Regions from separate parts of the Homo sapiens genome. Here all the other regions are linked to region 2. The links are chromatin contacts, found by Hi-C or POLR2A ChIA-PET in ENCODE. All regions are on one chromosome and are shown on one strand. The core of a region is the stretch at or near the end of the contact, and the rest is flanking DNA. Distances in the headings are between cores, read along the strand shown. Region 1 holds the start of MIS12 (MIS12 kinetochore complex component). Region 2 holds the start of KDM6B (lysine demethylase 6B). Region 3 holds the start of RPAIN (RPA interacting protein).

Region 1 (3,716 bases), core at 1,209-3,708, 2.3 Mb after region 2:
TCACAGTCTGGGATGCCATCCAGCTTCTTCAGAATAACCTGTTCAACGGCCTGCATCACTTCAAATAGGTAGTCTTGAAATGCAATGTAGATCCGAAGCATGCACGTTTGTGGCGTGAAGCCAAAGAACTGGGCCTCGTAGGTCATTGGATCCACAGACATCTTGGCTTATTTTGCTATGTTGTTTTCAGTCGTGAAAAACCTGCAAATGTAAAAAGGAAATAATTCATTTGGAAAAAAAAAATCTTCTGCAGGAAGTAACCAATCACATTACAGATAGCAAACAAAGAAGCAAATCAATAAAAAATAAGGAGTTTGTGTTCCTTTATACCTGATGCCACTCCCACAACAGGATATAAACTCTTTGCCTCTCTGAGGCTCCTTCCATCAGCCTATACCCTCCCTTTTCCCCTCCTCGTTGTTCACTTCCCTTACCTGTGACTTTGGCACAGATCAGTCTTCTGAATTATCATCCTAGACAACTTTGAAGTCTAGACAGATGACTTAACCAATGCCCTAGAGACTCAGTTTCTTGAGCTTCAATGACCTATAGCTCCACCTTTTAGCCACCTGGCTCTTGATATTTGTAACTACTCTTCCAAACTGCTTCTACTTTTTGACTACTGCCTCCTACACAATTCTTCCAATTCTTACCCATATACTCATATTATACCCTAATCTTCAAGATTTACAGCCCCTCCACCCTCTCTTTCTGTTCTCAGCCTCTGCCACTTCTCTTCTTTCCTTATTCATTTTAGGCCTCATGATCTATCATTTTGATCACTCCGTTGCCAATGTCCTCAATTTGCTTGTCCTCCAGCCAAGCCATCTGAAAAAAACCCAATTAGAAGATGAGTAAGTCCCTTGTCAGCTTTATAACCCTGACATGTTTTTTCAAGGGTCTGCGAGTAATTCCTCTCAAATATAAACATCTAGGAAAATAAAACCCCTATCTCCTTGTCATTGTGGGAATTCAACCTAGGCATCTTTTTCTGAGATGAAATGATATTGCTTGTCATAGAAATAAGAGAAATTTTATTATTCCTTCAGATAAAGGCAATTAGCTAAAACAAACTGCTACTTCAATTATCAGGTGAATTTAGGACGCACTTTATGAAATAATTTGCAATAAGCAGTACAGTCAAATCTTATGGGAAGATAAGATGCAGCCAATCTTAAGAATTTATGTTTGTAGGCTGAGCACGATAGCTCATGCCTGTAATCTCAGCACTTTAGGAGGCCGGATGGACGAATCACCTGAGGTCAGGAGTTCGAGACCAGCCTGGCCAACATGGCGAAACCCTATCTCTCCTAGAAATACAAAAATTACCCAGGCGTGATGGTGGATACTTGCAATCCCAGCTACTCGGGAGGCTGAGGCAGGAGAATCACTGGAACCCGAGAGGCGAAGGTTGCGGTGAGCCGAGATTGTGCCACTGCACCCCAGCCTGGGCAACAGAGCGAGACTCTGTCTCAAAAAATAAAATAAAATAAAAATTTACGTTTGTAATGGTTAAATATGGAGTGGTTATAACTGTTTGGCTGTATATGTAAGGTAGGATTTCTTTCTGTTTTTCTTTTTTTCTTTTGAGACATGTTGTCGCTCTGTCGCCCAGGCTGGAATGCAGTGGCACGATCACAGATCACTGCAGCCTCAACCTCCCGCGCCCAAGCAATCCTCCCACCTCAGTCTCCCAAGTAGCCGGGACAACAGGTGCAGGCCACCATGCCTGGCTAATTTTCTTGTTGTTGTTGTTGTTTGAGACAAAGTGTCACTCTTTCGCCCAGGCTGGAGTACAGTGGTATGATCTCGGCTCGCTACAACCTCTGCCTCCTAAGTTCAAGTGATCCTCTTAGCTCAGCCTCCCAAGTAGCTGGGATTACAGGTGGGCGCCATCTCAAACAACAACAAAAAAATACACTTCCTTGATTAACTCCTTTCTTCGAATTCCCATTAGGACCTCTCTTCGGGCACTGACTGATGAACTTCTACCGCCTCATCTTCTCTGCTAGACTTAGAGTTCCTGAGAGCAGAATAAATGCGGCTTGATCAGTATTTGCCGATTCAACGCAGAGGTGCCCAGGTCATCTCGGCGAGTTGAGCTGTCTAAGACCCCGCGATCGCGCAGGACAGGACCCAGAAGCCAGAGCGCAGGAACTGCTTCCGGCCGGCTCCCGGCTTCCGTCGGGCCCCGCGCCCGCGCTGCATGCTGGGATCTTCAGGTCGGAGGCCGGGGTGAGGCCGACCCACAGGCCGCCTTGCTCCCTCGCGAAGACGCTTATGCCAGTCTCGCCCGTCCCCGCTCCTCCTCAGAGAAAATGCTGCCCCGCAGCACTTACCGGAGCGACCATGAGGGTGACGATTTGAAGCACACACAGGCTTCCCGCCACCTCCTTTAAACCGCCGCTGGCTTGCCAGGGACAGACGGCGCGGTTGGCTCCCCAAAATTCCGACTGATACGCGCCTCGGCGAGCGAAAGCAAACGCGGGATACTCTCGCGTTCCTGATTGGCTGGTTGTGGACACCTCAATTATGACAGAAAGGGGCCGGGCGGGAAAGTTAGCTGTGGCCGGCGGGGATTGGCAGAAGGAACCTGTACTTACTCGTTTTTCCCGGACGTTGGCTGGTGGAGAAGAGAGGGTGGGGAGATGGGGCGCTGGGGGGGGGCGGTGGCGACGCAACTCGTGATTGGCGGATGTGCGTTCCTTAGGTCTCTACGGATTGCGGTTGCTTGGCGTTGATTGGGCAGTCGCGGGAAAACTAAAGTGGGCGGGGGGCCTTTGGGCCCGCCCCGCCGCCGGGGCCTGCTGGCGGAAGGGGAAATGGGGTGGGTGGGGGGTGGGGCAGGCGACGGTGGGGAAGATGGCGTACCAGAGCTTGCGGCTGGAGTACCTGCAGATCCCACCGGTCAGCCGCGCCTACACCACTGCCTGCGTCCTCACCACCGCCGCCGTGGTGAGCAGCTGCAGTGCCACCTTCTCATTATCTGGGCTGGATATGACTGGGTCTTCAGGAAACTGGGGTTTGGGCCTCGGGGAGGCCCAGAGGGGCTGGTCCCGGGGATGGGTGGAGGCGTACAGGGATTACTCTGGGGTTCGAGTTGGCGCCAAGAATGCTTATCCAGTGACGCGAGAAGGGAGTGCTGCTTCATGGGGGGTCAGGTCAGTTTCTAAGAGATGAGCGCCGGACCTATAGCGGGTTAGGGTTGCGGGAGCCTCCCACCCAAGAAATGTGTCCGAGAGCTCTGCCAATGGCCAGGTGGTACCATGGTGACTAGTGAGAGGAAGGTCCGTTTAGTGAAGAAACAGGAATGGGGAAAGCAAGCTGGAAACTGTCGAGAGGGGAATGGCTTATAATAAAAAGGGTCTCTGGATCTAAATAAGGGGCTAGCTGGAGGTACCCAGCCCTAACGGTGGCAGGGTCTCCAGTCTCCGTTATTTCAAGTGAGTTTTGTTGTTTCATACAGCTGTTTCAGGTGGTGCCCATGTGGTGGGTAGATTCATAGCAGCTGTTTTTATTTGTCCTGTGTCTAAAATATCACCACCTGTCTGCCTCATTTCTTCATGTCAGCCTCAACTATTGCAACATAAAACAGACTTTTTTGTGTTAGGTATTGAGGATACAAAGAATTCTACCAATCCTAGAGAATTCTTTACCAACCTCTTCCTCTGGCCTAAGAAGAAAGGCTTAAAGGAAATCACGTCTAAGTGACCGAG
Region 2 (3,420 bases), core at 810-3,309:
AACGAGGAGGAAACGTTAGGAATGGGAAGGGTTTTGGTGCACATCAAAGAGCAGGAATTCACGCGAAGAAGGGGCGTGATGGCCCAGAAGAATCACCTGGGCCGTCCGGGGCTTCCCCGCAGTGCCCTCCTCCGCCACCAACAGCAGCTGGGCCCGGGCGGGAGAAGCCTTGGGAAGGGGCGCTGGTACCCGCTCGCTTTCTCTTGGGAAAGCAACTTAAGCCAGAGCCCGGGAAGGCAGCGGCCGAGCAGATGGGGCCGGAAACCACAGCTCCGCCCAGCCCACCTGGGAGTGTGGGGCGCCAGCTGGGGGGAGGTGGGGAACAGGTAGTCGGCCCTCCCGAGCCAGGCTGGGCATTATGGTCGCGACCGGCGAAACGGTGCAGACCGACCGAGACGTGTGGGTCCCCAGGGGCTGAAGAGCGCAGCCTCAGGCGGCTTTACACAGACTCCACGAGGGGAGGGGGGCGCCCGGCTCGCCGCGCAGGCGCAAGGGGGTGCTCGGGCGCGTGCGGCGCAGGGCGGGGGGTGGGCGCGAGCGTGTGGGAGTGCACGTGCGGGTCCCAGGCAGCTGCTGCCTCCCAGCCTCCGCCGCTGCCCCTCCCCTCTCCCTTTCCTGTCGCTATCATCCCCCTTCCCCATTGGCTGCCAGGGCCCTGACGTCAGGGCCGACCGCTGGAGCGGATTGGGCGGACGGGAGAGTTCGGGAATCCGGCTCCCAAGTCTCGCCCTCCAGTTACTCTGGCAACAGGACAAGCAACCCAGGGGAGGGAAGGGGAGCCGAGGTCAACGCTGCGCCTCGGTCCCTAACCCCCTCCGGACAACCACCGAGTCCCCTTCGGTCGCGGCGCAGCTCGCTACCTCCCCGCCTTCCTCCCAGGGCTCTTCCTGTCCCGGGAACCAGGCGTCCTGCCCTCGGCCTTCCCCACAGTCTTCAGGCCCTCCGCTGTCTCTAACCCCCACCAGTGTCACAACATAAGCTGCAGCAAACAGGAAGCGAATCTACGTCGCTTAGCAACCACCCCGCGTGCCCCCCTCCCCACTATTTACCCCAGCCGGGAGAGGCGGAGATTGAGTCCCCAGCCCCCTCCCCGTCTTCTGCGCTGCGACCTCCTGCCCACAATTTCCTGTGAGGGGGCCCAGATCACAGGAAGTCAAGTGGGGGCCTCAGCCTACCTTTCCCTCGGACCGGGGCGGGGGGCTTCAGCTACTTTCACGGTCACATCCCCCACCTGCCCTGGGTGCGTCTCGCCCTCGCCATCTTGTGGCTACGTTGGGAAGGCTCCGCACCGAGAAGCCGTGCGGGGCGCGCTAGGGTTCGGGAACGGCGGAGTGGGAGAAGGACTAGGGATGAGGAGGCTAGCGGGGCGAGACGGAGTGAAAGGGAGGCGCAGGGGGGTGGTGGGAAGAAGGCGAAGGCTACCGCTGGGAAGCTCTCGGGGCCGCTGGTGGGAAGGTCAGGCTGAGGCTTCTACACCTCACCCGTGCAGAGAACTGGAGGGAGACTTAAAGTAGTCCTGGGACCGGGACACACCCAAGTCTGACCACATCTGACCTTACTGGGCCATGGCATTGACCTGTCTGCAAACTCTGCCCTTTAGTCCTGCCCTTCAGTAAGGACCGCCGCGCCCCGCCCCGCCCCGCCCTGGAGTCGGGAAGGGGAATCCCAGCCCAAGGGGAACGGGGAGTCCTTTCAGGCCCCTCTGGACATTTGGAACCTGAGACATCTGCCTCCCAGTTCTTCCTCCTTCCCCGCCGTTCTCTCTTCTAGGGGACCCATGACCTCCGCCCCAGTCTTCTTCCCAGTGCCCTTCCCAAGACCCAAACGTCCATCCCCAGCTCTACCCCTCCAGAGACTCAGGCGTCCTGCCCTGCTGCAAGGAGAGGGTTTCCCTCTTTACAGACGTCCTCGCGGCTCCCCGTTACCTGGTTCTGGGGGGGGTCCCAGGTGTTCAGGCTCCCCAAGGTATCCCAGGGGGTCGAGCGGCCCCCCCTTCTCCCAGGCCGGGGCTGGGGGGGCCGCTCCGCCCAGTGGCGCAGTTGGATTTTCCAACACAAACACCCGCACCCCCGCTCCCCAGCCCCGCCCCCTTGTGGTCCCGCCCCTCCTCGCGCTCTAGTCCCCCTCTCCGGCTCCGCCCCGTCTTCTGCCGGTCCCGCTCGCCTCAGGGCGGGTGCCGGCTAGGATGCCGGGTGCGGGGTGCGGGCTTCAGGGTGCGGGCCTCAGGGTGCAGTGTACGGGGTTCAGCCCTGATCCCTGCCTGACAAATCCCTACTCATTTGGATCACGCGCCCTTCTAAGGTAAGCCCCGCCCCACCCACTGAAGTCCTGCCCGGAGACTTAAGCCACAGCCTCTTCAGGCGGCTCCGCCCTGCCCATTCGTTCAGGGCCACGCCTCCGTTCCGCTCCAGGCCGCCCCACCTCCCTCGCTTCTTTCCCCGTCCAGTAGCAGCTCCGCAGTAGCTCTGTCCTCCGTGAGGCCTGGGCTTCCTCCCTCCCCAGACCCTCACCATTGCATTGAGAGACTTAAGGCTTGTTGTCGCGGGTGTTTTACAGCACTGAGCTCCAATACAACTCTTTCACTTTTATGGCTAACACAACTAGGTATCTCCAGGGCCACATCACACAAATTCGGCCAAGGTCAAAGTCTGAGTGAGGTCCGGCCTCAGTCCTAGGTGCAACATCTGTCTTAGCTCCTGGAGTCCCTGACCCTCTCTCTCAAGCGGAGAAGAGGAGGAGGTCTCAGCTGTCCAGGCTCATGAGTAGAGCAGTGCCCCTCTTGATCCAATGATCAGGTGTCATGGCCCCAGACCGCAGGTCAATGCCGATGACAAAGGAGGCTCGGTCTGAGCTGCCTGCCCGGTTGGGATAGTAATAGCAGGGGCAGGAGTACATGCCTGGGGGAAAGGAGAGGAGAAGTCAGACCCCTGGAGCCTCCGGGAGAGCAGGGCAGGAGCAGGGCAGGAGCGGGTGTGGGATGGGCTGGAGCAGAGAATGGGTTAAGTTCCAAACTAGGGACGGGGCAGGCAGGTCCTGCCTGGGGAGCTGTCCCACCCTTGGCGCTCTTCTTGCGGCTCTCTGCAGGCCGGAAGTGGATCGTGGGCATGAGGCAGACAAGCTGCATGGGCTCTGCCTCCACCAAGCAGGAGTTCTTCCGGTCCCAGCCAGCACCTTCCAGGTACAGGCCCCGGACCCAGACACCATCCTGGGGAGAAATGGGAGCAGGTCTGGGAGAAGCTAGACTTCAATTGCCAGCGCCCCTGACCTGCTCCCTCTCTCCTCCCTTTTCGTCCAATTATTTCCAGTACCCTCTTTTGCTCAGAGCCCCAAGCACAACTGGCTCCCACCTTGGGGGGATACACTAGGTTGCTGTCATCCACAGTGGAAACGATAAACTCCCAGGAGAGGCTGTCCACTGAA
Region 3 (3,834 bases), core at 458-2,957, 2.4 Mb after region 2:
GTTTGAACCCAGGAGGTGGAGGTTGCAGTGAGCCGAGATCTTGCCACTGCACTCCAGCCTGGGCGACAGAGCAAGACAGAAAAAAAAAAAGAGCGAGAGAGAGGGAGAGAAAGAGATTCCTAGCCTATGCCTACTGAATCATAATTTCCAAGGGTGGAGGCAAGAAATGAAATTTCTTTCTTTTTAGTTTCATAAATGATGATGTTGCAGTGATGAGCAGGTCTACGGTCTGGTATTTCAGACCATTTCATCTAGACAAGTCTAACATTAAGTGTAGAAAAGCCTGGGTTAAAGGCTGTTGAATTCTAAATGGGGTTAGGGGAATGGTGGGTTTAGAGGACTCAAGTAAACAAATAAAAGAGGACACGAGCCGTTCTTGGTGGTGCAGTCCCCCTCCCTGAAAACACATAGCCCAGCCTGACCTGAGCCAAGTCTTCTGGACAATTCTCCACTGACTGCAAAGCATTCCACTCTTCTTCCATCACCTCTTGAACTAGAAAGCTGTTCTGAGAATTCCCTGGCCCACTGCTTCCAGCCTGGCGGTACCTGTTTAGGAGCCTGTCCCGGCTGTTTCTCATTCTCTCCAGGCATCTCTGGGAAAAAAGAGCAAGATTGGGGGGGAAAAAAAAAGCATTTCTATTTTTAAAAAACACTCTTACATTAGTTGAGAAAACATTAAAGAAAGTTTATAGACACAAAATTTCAATGATAATACTAACTAGTGTTACTTTTGCATATTCCTCTGTAGAGATACATAAAATTACAATGCTTTGTACACGTATTTACAAAGAACCATATTTTTTATTCTAGCTTGCCAGTTTCCTTAATGGTTGTGTGCATAATATCTCAGCATCCAATGTCCTATTACAGAACATTTATATTCCTTCCAAATTCTTGCTACTCTAGATATGGCTGGGTAACGGCCTTCCTGCACAGCAGCGTTTCTGAACTCAGGGAGGTTTTGTCCCCCAAGGAACATTTGGCAATGCTTGGAGACATTTCTGGTTGTCACAATTCTAGTTATAGGACTATTAGCATCTAGTGGGTGGAGGCCCGAGACGTGGCTTAAACAACCCTCCACAACATATAAATATCTCCCTCAAAATGTCCATTGTCAAGGCTGAGAAACTCTGCTGTATCTGCTATCTTTCTTGCGTCGGGTTACTTTCTTGGACATTACTTACTAATAACCACACTGTGTTCAGAAGAGGCCAGAACTGAGGTGGAGCCCTCTTCTAAGCCTCATTTTACTACTCTCTAGAATAGAAATCATCTCTATCTCACAAGACGAACGTAGACAAAGTGCCTCTCTCGGTGGCCACCTCCGCAGCAACAGTAGGTAGTGTTATTGCAGAGGTGCAAACGGTGATGTCCTGACCACAATTTAAATTCAAAACAAAATCGAATCCAAAAACAAGGCTTTCTAGGACTTGACCGACCCGGGCTAATCCCACACTCTACAGTCAGCAGGCCTGGGTTTGACCAGACCAGGCGCGCTGCGGCACCTGCTCCACGGAGCAGGGCTAAGGCGAAGGCAGGGAAGACGGCGGTCACCGGGACGATCTAGGGTAGACCACTGCACAAACCCCATACCCACCTGCCGGAAAGCCTCTTTCCAAGGCGGCGAGCCCACCAGTTTGTACAGGGAGCGGCGCGGAGACCTCAACGACTCCGCCATCTCCTCTTCGCGGGAGACAAAGCCACAAGACCCGTTCCCTGGAGGCGCGCACAGACCCCTGGGAGGTGTACTTTCCGGGTGCAGACCGCGAATGGATCGCAGCGTATTCTGGGAAGTGTTGTTTTATCGACCGGCCCCACGTGGAGACAGATTTAGGCATCCAAGCGAAATGCGTGAGGCCAGCCCGACCTGCACTGAGGGAGGTAAGTCTTGAGGGAAAGTTCTGGATGCCTGGGTTTACCCAGATGGAGGTGTCCAATAGGCAATTAGATACACAAGTCTCAGGCTCTCCCCAGGTGCTAGATTTCCAGCAGCACCACCATTATGTTGACTTCTCGTCCCGCCCCCTTGGGCTTCAGAAATAATGGTGATTGGCTTTCCCTTGGTGACGCCCCTGCTTGGTGGGCTGGCCTCGCCTTCGCCCCCCGACCTGGCACGAGCCTCTCGAGCTTCCGGGCCGTCTGCTCGGTGATTGGCCGAAACAGTGAGTGGACGGCCGCGGATTGGCTGTGCTCAGCGGCGGGCTGAGCAACTGGAGTGAGGGGAGCAGTTGGGCCAAGATGGCGGCCGCCGAGGGACCGGTGGGCGACGGCGAGCTGTGGCAGACCTGGCTTCCTAACCACGTCGTGTTCTTGCGGCTCCGGGAGGGACTGAAAAACCAGAGTCCAACCGAAGCTGAGAAACCAGCTTCTTCGTCGTTGCCTTCGTCGCCGCCGCCGCAGTTGCTGACGAGAAACGTGGTCTTTGGCCTCGGCGGAGAGCTTTTCCTGTGGGACGGAGAAGACAGCTCCTTCTTAGTCGTTCGCCTTCGGGGCCCCAGCGGCGGCGGCGAAGAGCCCGCCCTGTCCCAGTACCAGGTAATGCCAGGCCGATCTTGGAAGTGACCCTCACCGGGATCGGAACCAGTCTTTTTTGTTCCTTGCTCCTCTTGGCTGTTTTTCATCTTGTGGCAGGCGTTCCAGCGGATTGACTCCGACGCTGCCATACGCGGTCGCGGGGACTCAGGCTCTCTCGATGCTTACGGCCTGGAGGCCTGGGAGGAAGGAAAGGGTCATTGAATATTCAATAAAAATACTAGTGACGGATGAGTGCTCTGGAGAAAAACAAAGCGGGCTAAAGGGGTTGAGAACGAGTGGGCGGAGTTGCTATTTTTAGTTTCGTCGAGAGAAACCTGTTTCCTGATGTGACGCTTATAATAGGTTAGATCGTAACTTTCTCTTGCGTTGTGCACAGCAAGTCAGGTTGCAGGTTTCAAAGCACCACGCTTCATGCTTGACATGGAGGAGGAAGTCTCTGTTAATTCTTACCCCCGTAACGCCCGCTTTAGAAAATAAAGCCATACCCAAAATGGGGATTTTTGTTTTTGATTAGCCGACAGCATGTGAAAATGGGTGTGATCCAGAAAGTATTACACACTTGCCGTGGTCAAATATTGGTTTATGGAAATGTTTATTTGTAATACACAGATTCTCTTAAAGATGAAAAAGAGCTTGGTACTCATTCTAAGGTATGACATCTGTTGTGTGCCCGGTCCAATTCTTGTTACCGAGAAGTGATTTAATTTTAATAAGACGCTAGCAATGCTTCTGCAGTTTTGAAAATAGGGCAGGAGTCTACAGTCTACTTATTTACCCAATTTCAGTTAAAAAGAATTATGAAGGCCGGGCGCGGTGGCTCACGCCTGCAGTCCCAACACTGGGAGGCAGAGGCAGGTGGATCACCTGAAGTCAGGAATTCGAGACCAGCCTGGCCAACATGGTGAAACCCCGTCTCTACTAAAAATACAAAAATTAGCCAGGTGTAGTGGCGCGCCCTTGTAATCCCAGCTACTCAGGTGCCTGAGGCAGGAGAATCGCTTGAACCTGGGAGGAGGAGGTTGCAGTGAGCTGAGATCACGCCCCTGCACTACAGCCTGGGCAACAGAGCAAGACTGTGTCTCAAAAAATAATAATAATTACCAAATGTGCAGCACGCAGTATTCTAATAACATTCTATACTGCTGTGTAGCATTTGACATAATCATAACTTAATTATTTATAATTATTTTGTGTCTTTTTTTTTTTTTTGAGATGGAGTTTCGCTCTTGTTGCCCAGGCTGGAGTGCAATGGCGCCATCTCGGCTCACCGCAACCTCCACCTTCCAGTTTCAAGCGATT

The links. A loop is a pair of places that touch in the nucleus more often than their neighbours do. ChIA-PET counts read pairs that join two places held with the same protein, here RNA polymerase II (POLR2A). Pooled maps may share reads with other maps.
Region 1: a loop to region 2 is called in a pooled map, with 9 times the contacts of the local background. The contact joins the promoter of MIS12 here to the promoter of KDM6B in region 2. A Hi-C loop is called at or near these places in 2 of 37 single-sample maps with no recorded cell type and 9 of 50 pooled maps.
Region 3: a loop to region 2 is called in a pooled map, with 9 times the contacts of the local background. The contact joins the promoter of RPAIN here to the promoter of KDM6B in region 2. A Hi-C loop is called at or near these places in 1 of 168 maps with a recorded cell type or tissue (B cell) and 7 of 50 pooled maps. POLR2A ChIA-PET finds 5 or more read pairs at or near these places in 2 of 52 experiments (activated CD4-positive, alpha-beta T cell and activated T-cell).

Annotation. Positions count from the first base shown.
Region 1 is chr17:5,485,308-5,489,023 of GRCh38, reverse strand. MIS12 (MIS12 kinetochore complex component) reads right to left here and starts at 2,458. Exons shown (of 3, transcript NM_001258217.2): 1 at 2,340-2,458; 2 at 435-828; 3 at 1-201. The coding sequence starts at 161. It overlaps DERL2 (derlin 2), which reads left to right and starts at 2,846. Exons shown (of 7, transcript NM_016041.5): 1 at 2,846-2,955. The coding sequence starts at 2,863. RefSeq lists enhancers at 1,839-1,948, 2,189-2,288, 2,909-2,968, 3,009-3,188 and silencers at 2,462-2,629, 2,579-2,738.
Region 2 is chr17:7,832,856-7,836,275 of GRCh38, reverse strand. KDM6B (lysine demethylase 6B) reads right to left here and starts at 2,059. Exons shown (of 24, transcript NM_001348716.2): 1 at 1,926-2,059. It overlaps DNAH2 (dynein axonemal heavy chain 2), which reads right to left. Exons shown (of 86, transcript NM_020877.5): 84 at 3,348-3,420; 85 at 3,055-3,205; 86 at 2,534-2,897. The coding sequence ends at 2,743. LOC124904106 (translation initiation factor IF-2) reads left to right here. Exons shown (of 4, transcript XM_047437265.1): 4 at 1-868. The coding sequence ends at 659. RefSeq lists silencers at 178-237, 258-677, 1,928-2,087 and enhancers at 1,226-1,725, 2,356-2,967.
Region 3 is chr17:5,418,055-5,421,888 of GRCh38, reverse strand. It overlaps RPAIN (RPA interacting protein), which reads right to left and starts at 1,707. Exons shown (of 7, transcript NM_001033002.4): 1 at 1,598-1,707; 2 at 423-593. The coding sequence starts at 1,678. NUP88 (nucleoporin 88) reads left to right here and starts at 2,227. Exons shown (of 17, transcript NM_002532.6): 1 at 2,227-2,535. The coding sequence starts at 2,239. RefSeq lists enhancers at 1,436-1,655, 1,666-1,785, 1,515-2,052, 2,053-2,590, 2,226-2,865.